2 separate regions of the Homo sapiens genome follow, and region 2 is linked to region 1. Evidence: read pairs that join two places in POLR2A ChIA-PET (ENCODE). Cell type or tissue: OCI-LY7. All regions are shown on one strand.

The links. ChIA-PET counts read pairs that join two places held together with the same protein. Peaks named below come from ENCODE experiments on the same cell type or tissue, not always from the same donor. Only the 100,000 strongest peaks of a DNase experiment are listed, where the experiment ranks them.
Region 2: POLR2A ChIA-PET joins it to region 1 with 11 read pairs; 2 of 35 experiments call an interaction of 5 or more read pairs at or near these places.

Annotation. Positions count from the first base shown.
Region 1 is chr1:89,695,093-89,703,092 of GRCh38, forward strand. The region is part of intron 2 of LRRC8C (leucine rich repeat containing 8 VRAC subunit C); the gene reads left to right. Among named protein-coding and RNA genes, the nearest start is that of LRRC8C, 66 kb to the left of the region's middle. In OCI-LY7, no CTCF peak of the experiment used is centred here; no DNase peak of the experiment used is centred here; H3K27ac peaks cover 1,073 bases.
Region 2 is chr1:89,927,909-89,935,908 of GRCh38, forward strand. It overlaps LRRC8D (leucine rich repeat containing 8 VRAC subunit D), which reads left to right. Exons shown (of 3, transcript NM_001134479.2): 3 at 5,159-8,000. The coding sequence starts at 5,161. The coding sequence ends at 7,737. Among named protein-coding and RNA genes, the nearest start is that of ZNF326, 63 kb to the right of the region's middle. RefSeq lists an enhancer at 4,896-5,498. In OCI-LY7, no CTCF peak of the experiment used is centred here; no DNase peak of the experiment used is centred here.

The sequences.
Region 1 (8,000 bases):
TGTATTTTTAGTAGAGATGGGGTTTCACCATGTTGGCCAGGCTGGTCTCAAACTCCTGACCTCAGGTGATCTGCCCCCCTCGGGCTCCCAAAGTGCTGGGATTACAGGCATGAACCACCGCGCCCGGCCCTATATAAAGGCTTTTGAACATACATAGTGACATTTTTCATCATGTAATGACAAGTTCAAAATGTTAAGTTTCCTAAGAAGTGTTTGAACTACTGGCAGTAATAGGGTCAGCTATCTTAAAATAGAATTGGCATCTCCCTACTCAAGTTATTTTAGTTCTTAAAAGCTGGTGAGATTCTTTGCACTGATATCCAAAGCTGGGGCTATGTGACCTTAAGTTCAATATGTTAACTTACTGTTTAGGATGTTGATGTTAAATGTTATAGGTGATAGATATTGGACTCAGAAAATGCTTAATGCAAGCTGAGACAGTGTTGTAGTGATATTCACTTGTAGAACACTTGTATGCATGATTATATCAGTTAGTAGTCACTTAATTTTATATTTTTAGAATTCTGCAAAAATCTTTTGTCTAATAAATAGGCCATCAACTATCTCATCATTTTACCTTGTAAGAAACCTTATATGCTCACTGGAAATAGAAAACCTGGATTTAAAAAAAATAATAATTTCAGCTAGATCAAGTTAATTTAAAGAGAAAAAACAAAATCTTTCCCCAAAACTTCAAACAGAAAGCATGGGCTCTCTCATATGCTCTTAGTATGAGTTTAGGTGAAACACATGGCTTTTCTGAGGCCCAGTTTTATAAAATGAGCAGGATAGGCATCACTTCCATTTTACAGTTTTATTGTGAAAAAAATGGTGATAAAATAGAAATGTATTGTTTTTAGTCTCTTTAGAAACTGTAGACCTCAAAATGTCTTCTCTGGGCAATTACTCTGATCCTCCCCAATTGAAAAACAAAACAAAAAACTGCCTTCTCTTCATTTGGGGCATCTTCATATAGTCATAAGTGTGATTAGTTGAGTCTTGACAAACAGAGATTGAGAGAGGTCTTGAATCCAGGACCAAATGCCCTAATTCTGATAGCTACCTACATCTGTCTCCCAGAAGACTTTGCAGGAGCTATACAGACATAGTGGACAAGATCAGGCAGAAGAACATTTAATTAAAGCTAAGGTTCTGGCCCTAAACCACATTATCAGTTTCCTGGTGAGCTAGGCCACACTTCAGATAAGTCTCAAGCACTTTCTTTGCCTAAGCTCTGAAAAATCTACGTACCTGCAAAAAAAGTGGGGGTGTGGTAGGGAGTTCTGAAAAAAACTCCTTAGCTTCTTTTTCTACACCTTAATCTCTGCTGTGCTCAGGTCAAAGAAAGGTAATCTGAGTAAAGAACAGACAGAGGGGAGAGGGGAAGGGGAAGGGGAAGAGAGAAGAGGGAGGAAGAGAGAGGGGAGAGAGATATTGATTTATTATTGATTCTTCCTAAAGGTCATCTGAACAATCCTCTTCAGGCCCTCCTAGGCTACCATCAACTTCCCAGAGAGAGGCAGCTTCAAACCTGTTGTGTCACATCAGTTTTAAGGAAAAAGGGAGACTTCCAAATGATGACTCCCTTTAGAAGCTCTAAAGAGAGAGTCAAAACAGACTGGTCCCAAGGAGAAACAACCCCTTGTGACACCAGAGTTCAGTCCTTTTCCTTAAAGGTCACCATCTCTATCAAGCCCTCTTTCACCTAGAAAGAAGTAAGGAGGAGCAAAGAAGAGTCTTTTCTCCCCAGAGATCAGCCATTATCTGGATGATTCAGAAAAATGGAAAAGTGCGTAGATGAAATTCTCCCTCTATAGGTAAAAGACCTGTTTGTCTGAAATGTGTGGAACCTGTCTTATCCAAATTAATATTTATGGAATCCAAATAATCTTAACTTCTAAAAATTATAATAATGATTGAAAAAAAAATCACTTGCCATCCAGCACACATAAATGACTAACAAGTGCCATGACTCTTGCTTTAACTGCAAGCCTTCTATGATGCCATAACAAATTATGGATATTATCTTTTAAGGATGACACTATCTATTCCTTCATGTAGATTGGACCACAACCTGGCAGTTGATATCATCTCACTTGGGGAGATATTTTTATTTGCTAAAAATAAATAGCAAATTATTTTCCAATTATTATAGTAAATTTCTAAAATAATCATTTAAAAATATCCTTTTAGAACAGTTTTATTTGCATGCTTCCCATATTTAGAATTCTGTATCTTTGTCCTGTTCATACATCGAAGATAATCTGGATGATTTATGTTTCTCTTTGAACTCTCCCAATTTCTTTTATTCTACTCCTGCTCACAGATTTATCAGTAAACTGCAGGGTTTCTAGAGCTAAGTCAGCTGAGTACAGAACTGAGGTTTCAGTCCCTGGGCATTGCTTCAAAAAGAGTTTTTCCTGTATTATTTTAAGAGCATAATTACAGATAAATATTTCAAATTCTTCAAACAACCGAAACAAATAGTCTGTTATAAATCAAAACATGTTCTGTGTTATGTATCCATTGAATTTTCTCACATGGTTGTTACTTTGAAATGGATGCTTTCCACATAGATCTTAAATTGCCATGGATCAAATAATTCACTGGTCTTTATGGCTTATGGAAAAATGCCATGAAGCAGAATGAGAAGAAGCTGCTTCAAATCTCACCCACCCCCTTCATTTCTGAAAAATTTTTTTTGTAATTCCTTGTTTGGCCTAGAGAAGCTTTCTTCAAAAGAAGAGGGGAAAAAAAACAATGTGGATACAACCAAGATAGAGGTAATAAAAGCATCCTTGATGGCTGGAAACCTTCAGTTTAATGAAGGGTTAAAAAAATGAACATTAATAGTATGTATTGTCATTCCCACCCTCAGAAAAGTTAGTATGTCAATATTTACAGTGATAGGAGAATCGTATTTACTAAGCAAAATTTCAAAATGTAGACATGATTCTAATGTGGATATGATGGTTTCTTTTTTACCTAGGAATAAACAGACCATGTGTCCCAAATCTGGTACTCTCTTTGTGTCTCTTAAATGAGTTAGCACTTAACTCTGGCTTTAGGAATCACTAGACTGATATCACTTGGCAGTTAGGAGAGTGTGCAAAACGAATTGTTTCATGTCAGAAGAAGGTAGCTAGAGGTCAAATATTTCCAGATGTTCTCTGGCATCTGAATATATGAATGCATATGCTTGCCTTAGCTGTGGTTTGTTCCTCCTTAGGGATATGGGGGACAGTGTTTGTTTTATTTATTCACTTCATATTTATTGCGTACCTACTTTGTGCCAGGCAATGAAAACTAAGCATGGTGTCTATCTTTAAAGAGCTTACTGGTCCTTATACTGTTATTTGTTCTGTATAATGATTTAAGATATGCTGTAGCTTTTTTAGTGCTTAATCTTTCTATCAGTGACATTTAATGTTCCTCAGGCATTTCTCACGGTGCATAACTCAAGGAGTTTCACTTGATACTAGCCTTTAATTATGTATTAATAAAACCTGTATAAAAGTACCATTATACTTTACCACTGAGAAAATCCATAAGTTCAGAAATCTAAGTTTTAATGCACTTATCTCTTCAATCCCTTGGATTTTTTTCCCCAAGCACTCCATGCCTCAAATGTGCCAAGGTATGATTTTTTTTTCCCTTTCTTATTGCTGTTGGAGAAATAGGCAACTAATAAAAACAGACCTTTTACTCTGCTCTTGTAAATACCTTAGACTTTGGCAGTTTGCCTTAGACTGGTTTTTCTCTCACTTTACTATATGGGTGTAAACTTCCTCCCTGTACAGTGTGTTATTTCCTGGCCATGATATAAATGTTAAGCATCATCATCATTAAAAATAAGGGAGATTCAGACAAGTCCCGAAGGTGGAAAAAAAAAGAAATTAAAAAAGAGAGAGAGAGAGATGATCCAAACAATGGAATGCTATATAGTGCTAAAAATAAAAAATAAAAAATAAACGGTCAAGCTATGAAAAGACATGGAGGAACATTAAATGTACATTGCTAAGTGAAAGAAGCTAATCTTAAAAGGATACATGCTGTATGATTCCAACTGTATTATATTCTGGAAAAGGCAAAACTACAGACAGTAAAATATCAGTTGTTGCTTAGAAAGGACAAAGGAGGGGAGGGATAAGTAGGTATAGCTCAGAAGACTTTTAGGGCAGTGAAATGACTCTGTAGGATATTACAGTGGATACATGTTGTTATACATTTGTCCAAATCTTTATCCAACACCAAGAGTGAACCCCAAGGTAACTGTAGACTTTGGATGACAGTGATGTGTCAATGTAGGTTCATCGATTGTAACAAATGTACCACTGTGGTTGAGCTTGGTGATAATGGGGAGGGCTATACATGGATGGAGGTAGGGAGCATTTGGGAAATCTCTGTACCTTCCTTTCAATTTTGCTGTGAACCTAAAGCTGCTCTAAGAAAATTTAAAAAGTCTTTTTAAAAAGTAGAAGAAAAGAAGAGAGCATGTGCACAGCAAACAGGAAATGATGCCACATACTTGCAGTTTTGCTTTTCCATTTCTGTTGGAGACAAGGACGGTGTTCGTCCTGATGATAGTGATGCAGCATGTGTGGTTCTCATAGATGTCTATTTCTGTGCTCCTGTGGCGATTGCCCCCAAATATGCTTATAGTCAACATAATGCACAGCAAGAGTTGTGAATAAGACATTTGCTAAGAATGAAAGCATTTAAATATTCACTCCTTCAGAGCCATCTACTCTGCCTTTTCAGTTCCTTTTCATTCTCATTCTCACCAACATTTTTTGTACTTAAAATATTTTCAATAGTTCAGCCTTGAAACACAGTCTACATTTTCAGAGTTAATTCTATCACTGATGAGGGGAATCAATCTCATGCGTTTGGACAACGAGTGCTTTCTTTGTCCTCTAGCATCTTGTATCTTGGGGAAAGTGCTTAGTCAAGTTTGTACATTAACTGATAACTTAGTGACATGAAAATTAATTCCTTTCCCTTCTATTTCTATCCCTTTGCCCAGGAGAAATGGGTCTACCTCAGAAAAGAAGAGTGACACTCCATCTTTTCAGTCTTTCTCCCTCTCTCTCCCCAAATGCATCCTTTTGCTCCTGCCTCTGGAACCACAGGCTCTAACCTAGTAGCTTCAAGTCCCAAGTGAAGTTCCTTCTACTCCGCCAAGCCTACCCTGCTTACTCCAAGCCTGAGCTCTTACTGTAGATATTGCCATATTTGTGCTCTCGTTTGATTTTTCATGTGGCTGTTTATGTCCCTCTAGCAAGATTGCAAGTGCTTTTAGAACAGCAAATACTGGCTATGCCTCTTTGGTTTTCCTATGACGCTTAGCATGTATTACGTTGGCACAAAACTAATTGTGTTTTTTGCCATTACTTTCAACGGCAAAAACCACAATTACTTTTATGCCAACCTAATAGTAGATAGTAGGTATTCAATATGTTTCTGTTGGTAAAGGATAGCCTGCTCTTATCTCTGAACAATCCCTGGAGAATAGATCTTTGGGATGTGATTTTGCTATATCCTTCTTAGGTCAACAGGGAAAACTTGGTTTGTTCCGTCAGACTGGGGGCAAGTCTAGATGATCAACTTCAGGGTAGAAATCTTTGGTACTACCTATATTTGAATCAATGAGGTGGAGGGAGGATGAAGCATAAACTTAACTGCCTTATATTGGCCACTTGCCTTTTTGTGGCTCCACTCTACCTGTTTGGATCAAATCTGTCATAACCAAGTTAAAGTACTGTCTTTTTAAAGAATAAGACACAATCTAAAGACTACATCTGGATCACAAGTTAACATATTGGAATGGTACCACCTATTTTATCATACACTGCAAATTTTCTTACTTCCTCTTCCTATAACAATATAATCATAGCTGTGTTTTAAAGTCCAAGCTGGTAGCTCATGCCTGTAATCCCAGCATTTTGGGGGTCCAAGGCAGGAGGATCACTTGAGCCCAGGAGTTCAAGACTAGCCTAGGCAATACAGTGAGAACCCATCTCTATAAAAAATAAAAATAGAAAACAGGTTCAAGCTGGAGAAATAATTTGGGGATTATAGTTCATAGAAAAAGAACAATGGGGCCAGGCGCGGTGGCTCATGCCTGTAATCCCAGCACTTTGGGAGGCCGAGGCAGGCGGATCACGAGGTCAGGAGATTGAGACCATCCTGGCTAACACGGTGAAACCCTGTCTCTACTAAAACTACAAAAAATTAGCCGGGCGTGGTGGTGGGCACCTGTAGTCCCAGCTACTTGGGAGACTGAGGCAGGAGAATGGCGTGAACCTGGGAGGCGGAACTTGCAGTGAGCCAAGATCGCACCACTGCACTCCACTCCAGCCTGGGTGGCAGAGTGAGACTCCATCTCAAAAAAAAAAAAAGAAAGAAAGAAAAAGAACAATGGACTTTATTGTCGAGGATATAGGAAAGTAAGTATTTTCATATGCTGTTGGTGGAACATGTGTAAAGAAATTCGGCCTTTCTGGTGGGGAGGGAATTTGACATATAAGTTTACCTTGTGTGGCACTACCCAAGCAACACAATTTTTCATAATAATTTGTCTCGACTAATTTTTGTATTATGATACACACATCTGCGAAAGATGGTAAAACAGGTGTTACAATTCAAAACAGTCCTGTGTTCAATGTGTATAGTCATGATAGATATAAAAAGATAACAAAAATGCATACACAGACCCCAAAGCAAGATGAGCGTTTCTGTGGAGCACAAATGGAACGCTGAATGGGTCTGAATCAATTGCTGGGCTCTTATCCAAAACTAAGCAGTAGCAGCCAGGAGCTCAGCTCCTGCTAGTAAAGGGAACCATAAATGCACCAAGCAAGATAAGAGACTGGAGCCTGGTCACTGTTTCAAGCCAAAAGTCCTCACTCCCAAAAAGAAGCTGAAAAAATATAGCGATTAACTGGATGCTGGAGCCAGTACTTCAGAGGAAAGTGTGCATCTGAGGTGCCTGCCGACCAGAAACTGAGTCAGCCTGTCCACTGTCTTGCAGACTGACTCTGTGAGGCCTGACATCACAGTGGAACATCCAAATACCATGATAAGACCTATTGGTGGACTCTGGGGGGCTGGGGGCTGGGTGCAGAAAACCACAAAAGTACACTCAAGAGAAGCAGTGGAAAACATACACCTACTCAGGATGCGTCTACCACCCAGAACACATGAAAAAAACTATGTTAAGAAAGACTATTAACAAAATTAACAGTTGGAACACAGATTCATGCAAGATGAAATTAAGTTTTAACCAGATGACAATGAATTTAAAATAAATATACAGAGAGTGGTTAAAAAGATCAAGACATAACATTTAAAAAGTAGGGGCCGGGTACCGTGGTGAACACCTGTAATCCCTGCACTTTGGGAGGCCGAGGCAGGCGGATCACTTGAGCCCAGGAGTTCAAAACCAGCCTGGGCAACATGGCAAGACCCTATCTCTAAAAAAATAAAAATTAAAAAATAAAAAATAAATTTTTTTTTCATTAGCCAGGCATGGTGGCACACACCTGTAGTCCCAGCTACATGGCAGGCTGAGGTGGGAGGATCACTTGATCCCAGGATTTTTGAAGCTACTGTGAGCCATGATCATGCTACTGCACTCCAGCCTGGGCAACACAGCAAGACCCTGTCTCAATCAATCAATCAATAAAGTAGGTAGATATGACTTAAGAGCTGATATAACAAATTTAGAAATCTTGGAAATAAAGTCAATGAATTATAAAATATCAACAGATAGAATAACTGGACTGTACTCAGTAGCATAAAGAAGTAATGAATTAAACAAGAGTTCTCAGTTTACCCAGAGCCCAGCACAGAGAAAGACAGGAATCAAAACACACGCTCATGAAAGACAGACTGAGAGACACTGACATACATCTCAGAGGAGTTGTAGAAGAAAATGGAAGAAAGGATGGAGCAATATTTGAAGAAATATTTGCTTTAATTTCCCAAAATTAAAGAAA
Region 2 (8,000 bases), 230 kb after region 1:
GTGATAGCCACTATTACTGTCACCATTATCATCACCACTAAATGCCATCTGTGTTCTTCAAGGGTGAGAGTAGGGCATGGTGGATTACAAAGGTGAATAAGACATATTCTCTGCCTACAAGGAGCTCAAGATCTAGTGGAAGAGACCAAGATTAGAAACAGATTTTGTTTTTGTTTTTGAGACGGGAGTCTTGCTCTGTTTCCCAGGCTGGAGTGCCATGGCATGATCTCGCCGCACTGCAACCTCCGCCACCCGGTTTCGAGCAATTCTTCCTGCCTCAGCCTCCTGAGTAGCTGGGATTACAGGCGCCTGGCACCAAGCCCCGCTAATTTTTGTATTTTTGGTGGAGACGGGGTTTCACCATGTTGGCCAGGCTGGTCTCAAACTCCTGACCTCAGGTGATCTGCCCACCTCGGCCTCCCAAAGTGCTGGGATTATAGACGTGAGCCACCATGCCCGGCCTACAAACACATTATTATTAGACAACATGATAGCAATTTGAAGGAAAAGGTAGTGCTTGAGCTGGGACTTAATAAGGAAAAGTTCAATAGAAAGAAAAAAGAAAAATGGGCTGGAGAAAACAGCAAGGGCACAAAACTTCTGGTGGGGGGTGGCAGAGTAGACAATGTGCTGGAAGAGAGGAGCTCATCTGAGGTTGGAGTGGTCATGTGCTGTCTGTTATTCAGTGTTACCATTCTTGCGGGGAGTCTGGGGCCGGAGCTGGTGACTGTGTGTGAAGTTACAGTACTCTGTACTCTGTTGCTATGCCCACTGCCACTACCTTTGAACTTTTCTTTTCCCACTGGGAAGGTGGACAGCCTCTTCTATTTCCTGGGATCAAAGCCTGTCCTGAGTACAAGGTGCTTGAAAACTACCATTGACACTTCAACAGCTGCAAAATAACACTGGTTGCAAGAATCCAACAATGTCTCTGCTGTGTGGTCCTTTAACTGTTTATTTTTATGCTGGGACCTGGCTTAGAGTGTTCATTCTTGCATAGATCCAGGTTGCTTTGTGGTAGCAATTCAGGTTAATAAAATGCTCCTCTGCCCAATACCATCTGTAGATGTTAATAAATGTTCTCAAGGAATTTTTAGGATGCTGAAGATGATGATCAAGATCTCAAAATCATTTCATTGATTAAGTACCTACTATGTGTCAGGCATTGGATACATAGGACAAAGAAGGAAGTGGGCATAGTGCATATCTTCATTGAATTGGTAATCCAATGGGAGATCAGACAAGTAAATACAGTGTGATAAGGGCTGTGATGGGCGGAGGTACAGAGTATTGTGGGAACACATGGAAGAAACACCTCACCCATACTAGGAGATCAGGGAAGGCTTTCTGGAAAAGGCTGCAGAAACCTGATAGCCTAGTGAAGAGGAGTAGGGAGGAAGTAATCAAGGCAGAGGAAACAAAGTGTTGGAGAGGCTGAACACAAGGGAGAGAATGGCTTGTTAGAGAAACTGGCAGAAGTTACTGGCCTGGAACAGAGAGAGCCTGAAGAGTTTTTACCAAGGGACCCATGGCAAGATGGAAAAGGGATTAAAGGAGGTAAAGACTGGCAGCAGAAAGACCAGTTGTAATAATCATGGTGTAAAAGACAAATAACCAATGTCCTCAGTACACTGACTTTCAAAATTCACTTATCTCTCAATCTGCCAAGCCAGACATCCTGGCCTCCCTAGAACCAGATACAATTACAGTCACATGTCTCTTCATGGGGATACCTTCTGAGAAATGTATTGTTAGGCAATTTCATTGTTGTGTAAATATCAGAGTGTACTTACACAAAGCTAGATGGTGTGTGTGTGTATATGCATGTATGTATGTATTCATATGGAAAACCAAATTCCCAACATCATTACTGAATATCAGTCCTTTCCCCTACTTCAGGAGTCCCCGGGCCCCAGGCTGCAGACTGGTACCTGTCGAGAGCTGTTAGGAACTGGGCTTCACGGCAGTAGGTGAGCGGCGGGAGAGTGAGCATTACTGCCTGAGCTCCGTTTTGTGTCAGATCAGCAGCAGCATTAGATTCTCATAGTAGCATGAATCCTATCATGAACTGCTCATGTGAGGGATCTAGGTTGTGCACACCTTGTGAGAATCTAATGCCTGATGATCCAACCAAGATGAAACAGTTTCATCCCAAAACCATCTCTCCCCCCAACCCCCATTTCTGGAAAAATTGTCTTCTACAAAACTTGTCTGTGGTGCCAAAAAGGTTGAGGACCGCTGCCCTACTTGATCTGTAATGCCAGTGATTAGTGCTCTGTATCAGGTTTCTATGTACTTCATTATAAAATGGAGTCTCACTCTGTCACCCAGGCTGGAGTGCAGTGGTGTGATCTTGGCTCACTGCAACCTCCTCCTCCTGGGTTCAAGCAATTTTTCTGCCTCAGCCTCCCAAGTAGCTGGGATTAAAGCGTGAACCACTATGCCTGGCTAATTTTTGTATTTTTAGTAGAGATGGGGTTTCACCATATTCGCCAGGCTGGTCTCAAACTCCGCCTCAAATGATCCACCCACCTCGGCCTCCCAAAGTGCTGGGATTATAGGCATGAGCCACCATCTCGTATCTTATGGGACCACCATCATATATGCAGTCCATTGTTGACCAAAACACCATTATGCAGTTCATGACTCTTTTTAAAAAGTAAAGAAAAATCCTATTTGAAAGAACTATTACATGCAAAAAAATCTATTGTTCCTATTACTCATGCAGATGGCCCTTTAAAGCCATGGTCCCCAGGTATGACTGTTACGTTCCTTGCCAGAAATAAACCTGTGCAAGGTGTACTCTCTAGTCTCTGTATGTGAAGTAAGAGTCATTCTGTGCTTGATGCTGTGTTTTGTGCATTCTAGATAGGAACTGAAGAGCTCAAAATGACATGAGGTTGAGCTGTTTCTCATTTAGGTTAGCTTGCTGTGATTCCAGTAGCTTTTCTTCCTGCTTATCCAAGCCATTCATGAAAGCAAAACCCACACAAGATACAGGAGCTCAGAATAAAAGGAGTTCAAGTGGGCGTGTTATCTCCCACTTCCCCTACTAAGGTACAAAGTTATTTTTCTTTTTTTCACTTCCTTGGTAATTTTTTTTTTTTTTTTTTTTTTTTACAAAGACTGGTTACCAGGCATTTCATACTTAAGCCCTGAAGTCTGGGAATGTGATTTCTAACAATTTTATGTTTGGAGTTCTTAGACTTGTGTTTACCTGCTTACATAAGAGATAATTTTGCTTACAAAACTAACTACAGATGTGATCATTGCTGTAGTATTCATTGTATTTTATTAAAAAATATTATGAACCTACTCTGTGCAGTACTAGGTATGTGGAAGGGTTTCGGAAAAAAAAAAAAAAAAAAAAAGACCTGGTCCCTGCCTTCAGAAACTTAATTTAAAACAGAGCAGAATCAAAGTACTAATGCCACCTTTCTTCATTGTGTCATCCAAGGAAGACACAAGTAATCAGTCACAGCACTGTTTCCTACTGAAACCAGAATCAGCCTCAGAATCCTCCTCAACACAGCATTCCAGACAACCCATGAATAGATAATTCATCTTCCTGGTTGGGTGTGGTGGCTCACACCTGTAATCCCAGCACTTTGGGAGGCCAAGGTGGGCAGATCACAAGGTCAGGAGTTCGAGACCAGCCTGGCCAATATGGTGAAACCCTGTCTCTACTAAAAATACAAAAATTAGGTGGGTGTGGTGGTGGATGCCTGTAGTCCCAGCTACTCGGGAGGCTGAGGCAGGAGAATCGCTTGAACCAAGGAGGCAGAGGTTGCAGTGAGCTGAGATCGCGCCACTGCACTCTAGCCTGGGTGACAGAGTGAGGCTCTGTCTCAAAAATAAATAAATAAATAAAAATATTAAAAATTCATCTTCCATCCTTAATTTAAAAAAATACATGCATTCCCAAAACTCTTGGGTACTTGCCTTGATTTTTATTGCTTGGTCTTTTGCTAGTTTTTAAAGAAATAACATGATTTCTTTCTTTAAAAAAGACAAAGCAATATAAATATGGAAACCCAAGAACCTCTCAAGAAATGAAAATATGGTCATGTGGTTTTTCAAGAAGTTGAAACATTCAGTTCATGCACATAATTAGAGAAGCCCATTCCCATTACTTGCCACTAGAAACACTGTTTTTCTTGGTTACTTCCAGGATGATTGTCCTTGTCCTTTATTATTTGTATAAACTAGTTCCGTGCTATAAAGCTGTCAGCTGATAGTGAATAATAACCACATTTTCAAGTTTCCTGGCACCGGGGCTTCATTCATGGCTGCTCGGGTCACCTGCTTTGGTAGAGATCGTATGTCTTCCTGGTGCTGACTTATTCAGCATCACCATCATTGATTATTTCATGGCCACCTGAGTCTTGAGCTGTCTTCTCAATCCACATGCTTTCCATAGGACTGCATCAAAGGCCAGAGTTTCAGCTATATATATTGATAAATCCCAAGTGTGTATAGTAAGACTCCTCCTAAACGCTAGACCCTTAGTTTCAACTGTTCATGGACACTTCCACCAGAGTGATTGGAGCTAACGTAAACAGCTAACAAACACTTGTGGCCAGAGGATGTGCTAAGAGCGTTACAATCATTACTTAATTTAACCTTTCCAACAACCCTTAGAAGTTTTCATCCCTATTATACAGATGGGAAATACACAAGGCTTAAGGAATCAACCATTAGTAAGTGTTAGAACTAAGTCTGGAACATAAGACTATCCAAAGTTTAACGGTATTTAATGGTATACACAGACCTTTCAATTTTGGCTTATACAAAATAAGAGTCATCCCACTCCTTGACCTCCAAATTTCAGTCTTAACCTTTAATGAGTCCACAACAAATGCCATCCTGCTGTCATACCCTCCTTCAAGGTCCACTAAGTAACCACTATGGACTTGGTGCAGTCTGTCATAATTTCTTACCTAGAATGCAATTCTTACTCATTCTTTCCCTCTTCCCTTGCACTAGGAGAGAAAAGCTGTATATTCCCCTTTTAGTTTATTTTCTACTACATTTATATTGGATAAAAAGATAGGACCTGAATGAGAAAACTTTAGTTAGGAGCAGGCATAGGGTTTTTCTCATTTACTCTTTTCATTTGCATCTCTAGAATAATGTCTTTTGTCTTCTTGTTTTCTAGGAATGTTTACCCTTGCGGAAGTTGCATCACTTAATGACATTCAGCCAACTTACCGAATCCTGAAACCATGGTGGGATGTGTTTATGGATTACCTAGCTGTTGTTATGTTAATGGTAGCCATCTTTGCAGGAACCATGCAACTTACCAAAGATCAGGTGGTCTGTTTGCCAGTATTGCCATCTCCTGTAAATTCAAAGGCACATACACCACCAGGAAATGCCGAGGTCACCACCAACATCCCAAAGATGGAAGCAGCCACCAACCAAGACCAAGATGGGCGGACAACAAACGACATTTCCTTTGGGACATCTGCTGTGACACCTGACATACCTCTCAGAGCCACATATCCTCGCACAGATTTCGCACTTCCAAATCAGGAGGCAAAGAAAGAGAAGAAAGATCCAACAGGTCGAAAAACAAACTTGGATTTTCAGCAATATGTATTTATTAATCAAATGTGTTACCATCTGGCCCTTCCGTGGTATTCTAAGTACTTTCCATACCTAGCTCTTATACATACTATTATTCTCATGGTCAGTAGCAACTTTTGGTTCAAATATCCCAAAACATGCTCAAAAGTAGAACATTTTGTTTCAATATTAGGAAAGTGCTTTGAATCCCCTTGGACGACAAAAGCGTTGTCTGAGACAGCATGCGAAGACTCAGAGGAAAACAAGCAGAGAATAACAGGTGCCCAGACTCTACCAAAGCATGTTTCTACCAGCAGTGATGAAGGGAGCCCCAGTGCCAGTACACCAATGATCAATAAAACTGGCTTTAAATTTTCAGCTGAGAAGCCTGTGATTGAAGTTCCCAGCATGACAATCCTGGATAAAAAGGATGGAGAGCAGGCCAAAGCCCTGTTTGAGAAAGTGAGGAAGTTCCGTGCCCATGTGGAAGATAGTGACTTGATCTATAAACTCTATGTGGTCCAAACAGTTATCAAAACAGCCAAGTTCATTTTTATTCTCTGCTATACAGCGAACTTTGTCAACGCAATCAGCTTTGAACACGTCTGCAAGCCCAAAGTTGAGCATCTGATTGGTTATGAGGTATTTGAGTGCACCCACAATATGGCTTACATGTTGAAAAAGCTTCTCATCAGTTACATATCCATTATTTGTGTTTATGGCTTTATCTGCCTCTACACTCTCTTCTGGTTATTCAGGATACCTTTGAAGGAATATTCTTTCGAAAAAGTCAGAGAAGAGAGCAGTTTTAGTGACATTCCAGATGTCAAAAACGATTTTGCGTTCCTTCTTCACATGGTAGACCAGTATGACCAGCTATATTCCAAGCGTTTTGGTGTGTTCTTGTCAGAAGTTAGTGAAAATAAACTTAGGGAAATTAGTTTGAACCATGAGTGGACATTTGAAAAACTCAGGCAGCACATTTCACGCAACGCCCAGGACAAGCAGGAGTTGCATCTGTTCATGCTGTCGGGGGTGCCCGATGCTGTCTTTGACCTCACAGACCTGGATGTGCTAAAGCTTGAACTAATTCCAGAAGCTAAAATTCCTGCTAAGATTTCTCAAATGACTAACCTCCAAGAGCTCCACCTCTGCCACTGCCCTGCAAAAGTTGAACAGACTGCTTTTAGCTTTCTTCGCGATCACTTGAGATGCCTTCACGTGAAGTTCACTGATGTGGCTGAAATTCCTGCCTGGGTGTATTTGCTCAAAAACCTTCGAGAGTTGTACTTAATAGGCAATTTGAACTCTGAAAACAATAAGATGATAGGACTTGAATCTCTCCGAGAGTTGCGGCACCTTAAGATTCTCCACGTGAAGAGCAATTTGACCAAAGTTCCCTCCAACATTACAGATGTGGCTCCACATCTTACAAAGTTAGTCATTCATAATGACGGCACTAAACTCTTGGTACTGAACAGCCTTAAGAAAATGATGAATGTCGCTGAGCTGGAACTCCAGAACTGTGAGCTAGAGAGAATCCCACATGCTATTTTCAGCCTCTCTAATTTACAGGAACTGGATTTAAAGTCCAATAACATTCGCACAATTGAGGAAATCATCAGTTTCCAGCATTTAAAACGACTGACTTGTTTAAAATTATGGCATAACAAAATTGTTACTATTCCTCCCTCTATTACCCATGTCAAAAACTTGGAGTCACTTTATTTCTCTAACAACAAGCTCGAATCCTTACCAGTGGCAGTATTTAGTTTACAGAAACTCAGATGCTTAGATGTGAGCTACAACAACATTTCAATGATTCCAATAGAAATAGGATTGCTTCAGAACCTGCAGCATTTGCATATCACTGGGAACAAAGTGGACATTCTGCCAAAACAATTGTTTAAATGCATAAAGTTGAGGACTTTGAATCTGGGACAGAACTGCATCACCTCACTCCCAGAGAAAGTTGGTCAGCTCTCCCAGCTCACTCAGCTGGAGCTGAAGGGGAACTGCTTGGACCGCCTGCCAGCCCAGCTGGGCCAGTGTCGGATGCTCAAGAAAAGCGGGCTTGTTGTGGAAGATCACCTTTTTGATACCCTGCCACTCGAAGTCAAAGAGGCATTGAATCAAGACATAAATATTCCCTTTGCAAATGGGATTTAAACTAAGATAATATATGCACAGTGATGTGCAGGAACAACTTCCTAGATTGCAAGTGCTCACGTACAAGTTATTACAAGATAATGCATTTTAGGAGTAGATACATCTTTTAAAATAAAACAGAGAGGATGCATAGAAGGCTGATAGAAGACATAACTGAATGTTCAATGTTTGTAGGGTTTTAAGTCATTCATTTCCAAATCATTTTTTTTTTTCTTTTGGGGAAAGGGAAGGAAAAATTATAATCACTAATCTTGGTTCTTTTT